Linked DNA regions of Mus musculus: region 2 is linked to region 1. Evidence: chromatin loops called from intact Hi-C (ENCODE). Cell type or tissue: left cerebral cortex. All regions are shown on one strand. Region 1 overlaps Ica1 (islet cell autoantigen 1). Region 2 overlaps Ica1 (islet cell autoantigen 1).

Evidence for each region. Peaks named below come from ENCODE experiments on the same cell type or tissue, not always from the same donor. Only the 100,000 strongest peaks of a DNase experiment are listed, where the experiment ranks them.
Region 2: a loop joins it to region 1, with 4 times the contacts of the local background. A loop is called at or near these places in 6 of 42 quality-filtered maps.

What each region holds. Positions count from the first base shown.
Region 1 is chr6:8,643,471-8,645,970 of GRCm38, reverse strand. Ica1 (islet cell autoantigen 1) reads left to right here. Exons shown (of 14, transcript NM_010492.3): 13 at 1,729-1,998. Among named protein-coding and RNA genes, the nearest start is that of Gm35621, 21 kb to the right of the region's middle. In left cerebral cortex, no CTCF peak of the experiment used is centred here; DNase peaks (open chromatin) are centred at 91 and 1,150; H3K27ac peaks cover 1,864 bases.
Region 2 is chr6:8,718,711-8,721,210 of GRCm38, reverse strand. All of the region lies in intron 6 of Ica1 (islet cell autoantigen 1), which reads left to right. Among named protein-coding and RNA genes, the nearest start is that of Ica1, 59 kb to the left of the region's middle. In left cerebral cortex, no CTCF peak of the experiment used is centred here; DNase peaks (open chromatin) are centred at 685, 1,005 and 1,328; H3K27ac peaks cover 1,935 bases.

The sequences.
Region 1 (2,500 bases):
CCTGGATGACCGCAGGCAGGCAAGCAGCCTGCACTACACCATCTGCCTTCCTTACCTACCCACCCAGTCTGGGGCCCTGCAGCCTGCAGGGAAGCCTGTTCACAGAAACAAGTTTTTTTCACCTAGCACGCCTACAGGCTATGTCTGACTGAAAATGCCTTTGATAACATAAACAATAAAAATTGCTTAAATTAGACAGTTGTCTGATTGAAGTGATGTTTTGCTACTATTTTAAAACTACAGTGATGGAAGCTACTAGATTTCCCCCTCCCTGATTTATAGCCAGTTTGTTGAGTTAAAAAACAAACAAACAAATGAAAAACCCTTATTCTCTAGATTTTTATGTAACATGTTGGTATAAATAGACTCAGCAAAAGAACCCAGAGAGGTTTTACTTAAGCAGCAACAACCTTAACTACTAATCATCAGATATATGAATATATTTGAGGAAATCCTGATAGCCTTGTTCATCATGCTCTTCAGAATTTTAGTGTTGCTCAGAAAAACATGGGAACCATGATGTTTTCCATGTTTCCTGGCTTATAATAATGTTTGTAGTTTGCACGTGGCAATTAAATTCCACAAACAAAAGCAACATGGAATACTTCCCTCCACTCTTTGTTCTTAAAATAGGCAGGAAAACTCAATGAAAGAGCTTTGCATAGGATTTATGAGCGCCATGTCCCGATTCTCCTTATAAGTAGTATTCAGTGTCCGGTTGCTCATTTTAAAGTCAGCTGGCCCTCCCTCTTACTACACGGCCTCAAGGATGACCTATTTGAGCATCAGAGGGCCACAGTCTGCTGAAGGTAGGTTGGGCCTGAACGCCCCTCTGGACTAGGGCTCATTACCACCTTCCAGTACTAATGTCTGAGGCCCACAAAGGGGCCCTCTGCATCAGACCTTGGCTTACCAGCTCCTTCCCTGTCACTTCTCTGGCTGCTACTCAGAGGCAAGCCAGATCCACCTTTCCTTTGCTTCTTGCAGATGTTACTACAAACATTCATCTCGGGTGGGCGGGCATCGATGCGCCTCCTGACATGCTCCTCGGGCCAGGGCGTGGTGAGGTTTCTCCCCAGCTTGGGTGGCGAGACAGGCTGCCACATGGAGTGCTTGCTGCTCCAGCCCAGGCAGTGTGGATTGAGGGCTTGTGTGGGAAGCTTCGGGACGGCTTACAGACGAGAAACTAAGATCTCCAGCAGCTTCCAATCCTGGCTTTGTTTCAGACCTGGGAGCATTTTTGTCAGATCTGCTTTTATGTTAAGGAAAAACCCAAACCCTAGACTTTGTGGAAAATATTTCAGTGCAATTCTAGTAATGCTCAAAAGCTATATTTGCTTTGGAAGGAAGGGGACAAGGGAACATAGAGTTGAAAATGTATTTCTGAAACCTGTTAATAAAGGGTGTCATGGGACAAATTTCTATTCTAGTTACCATTTCTTTTTCTTTTCTTTTTTTTTTTTGTTTTTTGTTTTTTGTTTTTTTCGTTTTTTCAAGACAGGGTTTCTCTGTGTAGCCCTGGCTGTCCTGGAACTCACTTTGTAGACCAGGCTGGCCTCAAACTCAGAAATCCGCCTGCCTCTGCCTCCCGAGTGCTGGGATTAAAGGCATGTGCCTTTACCATTTCTTAAGTCTAGCCATCATTCAGTTGGTCCCCATCAGCCTCGAGACAGCTCCCAGCTCCGAGCCCTCGAAGTCATGTGCTCTGTGCTCTGTTCCCTCCACCAGCGTGCCTGGGTCCCACGGCAGGGACCCCAGAACCTGAAAGTGGGGACAAGGATGACCTCTTGCTGTTGAATGAGATCTTCAGCACTTCCTGCCTGGATGAGGGAGAGTTCAGCAGAGAGTGGGCTGCAGTGTTTGGAGATGACCAGCTAAAGGAGCCAGCACCCATGGGGGCCCAAGGAGAGCCAGACCCCAAGCCCCAGATAGGCTCCGGATTCCTTCCGTCACAGCTTTTAGACCAAAATATGAAAGATCTCCAGGCCTCTCTGCAAGGTAGGTACTACAGTGACTAGAAACACTTTTATTGTTCATTCATTCCCCCACCCCTTTAATACAGAAGTATTTTTGCCTGTGTATGCATACTCTATTTTTACTTTATAACCAGTATCTTTTAATGTTATTATTAGTGTATTTGTCATTGTTTTATTATTATTATTATTACAGTGACTTTTTAGCTGAAATCTCCAGATCACACCCCAACTTTAAGATGTAGTGTCAGACTCAAGATCAGTTCTTTCTAATAATTTTCCCCCTCTCGGGACATTCTTAGGAGAGTGAGGGGAGGTTGTGGGTCTTGCTGTCTCACTTGGATTTAAGTTGTATGCTTCTGACTACGGCATACAAGGTAAATCCCTGTCACGGCCTCAGAACAAAGAGGGTTTCCACCCTGACCAAAGTATTCTTCATTCGCAAGGGTTCAGGGTGTACCAGGCCTCAGGGTCAGGCCAATGCTGGCTGAGCGTTGCTGGTGTGCCCACCCCCACCCCCACCCCCA
Region 2 (2,500 bases), 75 kb before region 1:
CCAGGCTCACCCGTTTGGCTAGTCTGGCTGGCCAGCTTGCTCTGTGGAGTCCATCTCTGCCCCCTCCCTCAACTGCTATGCCTGGGATTAGCAGCGGGCACCACAACCACCCAGCTTTTACGTGGGTTCTGGGTATCTGAACTCAGGACTCTGAGCTTGCATGTTTTGCCCACTGGACCATCTTGCCAGCCTCTGCTCTATTTTCTAGCTTCCACAGTTCTCTCCTTTTTCATATGGAGTCTTCCAGATCTTATATTCTAAACCCAGAGTATTTGTACACTTGTGAACCCCAATTTTGTCCTTAACATTTGTCTACTGCTACAAATTCAGCCTTGGCTGTACTTGGCTTCACAGTGTTCTTCCCCTCCCCCTTCTAGGTTAAAATGTAAGATTCTCATTAATTTCTCTTCATGCTCAAGTTTACAAGAAATTGAAATATATAATATATAGATTCTAAACCAGGCATCTTTCTGCATGCATGTCACAGGCTTTCCTCCATCTGACGATGTGTATGTGTCAGCATAAGGCCCAAGAGAAGGCATAGGACATGTCTTCTACCACCAGGGTTTCCTAAGACTGAGGAGAAAACTTAGGATTCACTAGGATTTTATCCTGGCCACTGCAAACTGTTTCAGAGGAAGACATGAGAGCATCTCTAATTTTAAAGATTCCCACATCTTCTTCATCCATGCTGCTCATGGCTGCATCCTGAACCTCCTCCCTAAATCCTGCCAGGAAAAGCCAATGGTTAGTATACTGAAGCTATGTCGGCTAAAGTTTTGTTGGTACTTTATTGGCCTCCGTCTGCTTTTAATTCTCTGTAGAAAGAACTATCTTTGCTCCTTTTCTTCTTTCCTTTTTAAAAACAAGTCTTCTCTTCAAAAATTAAAGGGCTGGCTAACAGTTGTGACGTGAAGCCAGACCAAGAGTGGGCTTCCCAGGCCAGGCGCCCTCGTCTTTGCCCTTGGTGTATTATTAGCTTTTAGATTCAACATCTTGGATTGCTTAAGGACTTCTCCCTTGTGTCTCCCTCTTTGCCCCTGTTCTTTAATTTCAGCTAGTAAATCATGAAAGTAAAGCAGGCATGAAGAAATTTATGTGAGGCAAGTGTTTCAAAAAATAAAGTGAAGAATTCGATACACCTTTTCACATCCTTCAAACTAGAAGATAAGAATAGCATCAGAAGATGATGTTAAACATAGATTGTTCATTTTTTTAAATTTAAAGATGCATCTTTTTCATAGCACAAAAGCACAGCCGATATTTAAACTCCACAATGAATAATATGATAGGTTTATGTAAGATAATTAGCATATTTGAGTTTTTTCCCAGCCTGGAGTTTTTCTTCAGCATTCTGTCTTATAGATAGATATAACAACCATTTAAATATGTACATAGTACAGAATATTTCTAGTTAAATATTTGTAAAATGCTCTCACAAGTTTAGCATGCTGTTTCATATTCATTACTTTATCAAGGCTGCATGGAAGTTCAGTGAGGATGTGGTTTGTCTGGTTCAAAGGCAAGACCCCTAGGGCCACAGGAGTCTGACTTGTCCATAGTCACAGGGCCATACTAGACTTCCAGCCCAGGTATTGAACTCCAAAGCCAATAATCTTTCTACTCTTTTTCCCTCAATTTCTTCATGATCCATATAGTGTGTCTGTGTGTATAGTAGTAGTTCTCCGTGAAAGACAATGTCCCTGAGGTAGAAGGGCACCTTTATTTATGTTAGAGTAGTAGCCATTGCCTTCCCATGCATTGTGTTCTCTGGCCTCTGTATCACAGACCCCATGAGCTGATTTTACTAGCACACTTAAGGAATCTTTGGATATTTTCCTGTGAAGGCATTTGTCAGTCTCGGTATCCTCTGAACACCCACACATGTCTCTGTTGAGCATTTAGCCCTCTCTTTTACCTTGTCCCACAAATGTCCTTTTGAGGTCAAACTTCTTTGAGAGCTTGGATTTCTTAGAGTCATTCCTTCAAGAGTAGGCTTTAATCTTGATACCAAAAGTCTGGAAAGGAGGTCAAAGACTTATAGTTAGAAAAATAGATGTCACCAAGGCATGCTACTGAGCCCCAGATCCTGTGCACGCTGGCTATGGCAGACCTAAGGCCAAACTTCTTCTGAAAGGTTTTCACTGTTTAAAGTCACAGGAGCCCCACAACAAACTGCCACTCGAGGATCAGCTGACTCTAGTCACCTTACTCTTCCACTGATGCTGAGTTTATCAGTCCCCTGAGAAACAGGTTGGATATGGAGAATCCTGGGTCTCACCTAAGGATTTTGACTCAAGAGGCTTAGGCAGGAACCCAGGGATTCCCTGAATGGCTCCATCCATTACACTTAGAAACAGTTTTCCCAGGAAAACATGATGAGACAGCTAATGGCTGATTTAACAAAAAAGTTATAGTCTGCTTAAAAGACCCAAAGTTTCTCTCTTACAACTTGTTTTTGTTAAGTAAATATGACTTACATGCAAAAAAAAAAAAAAAA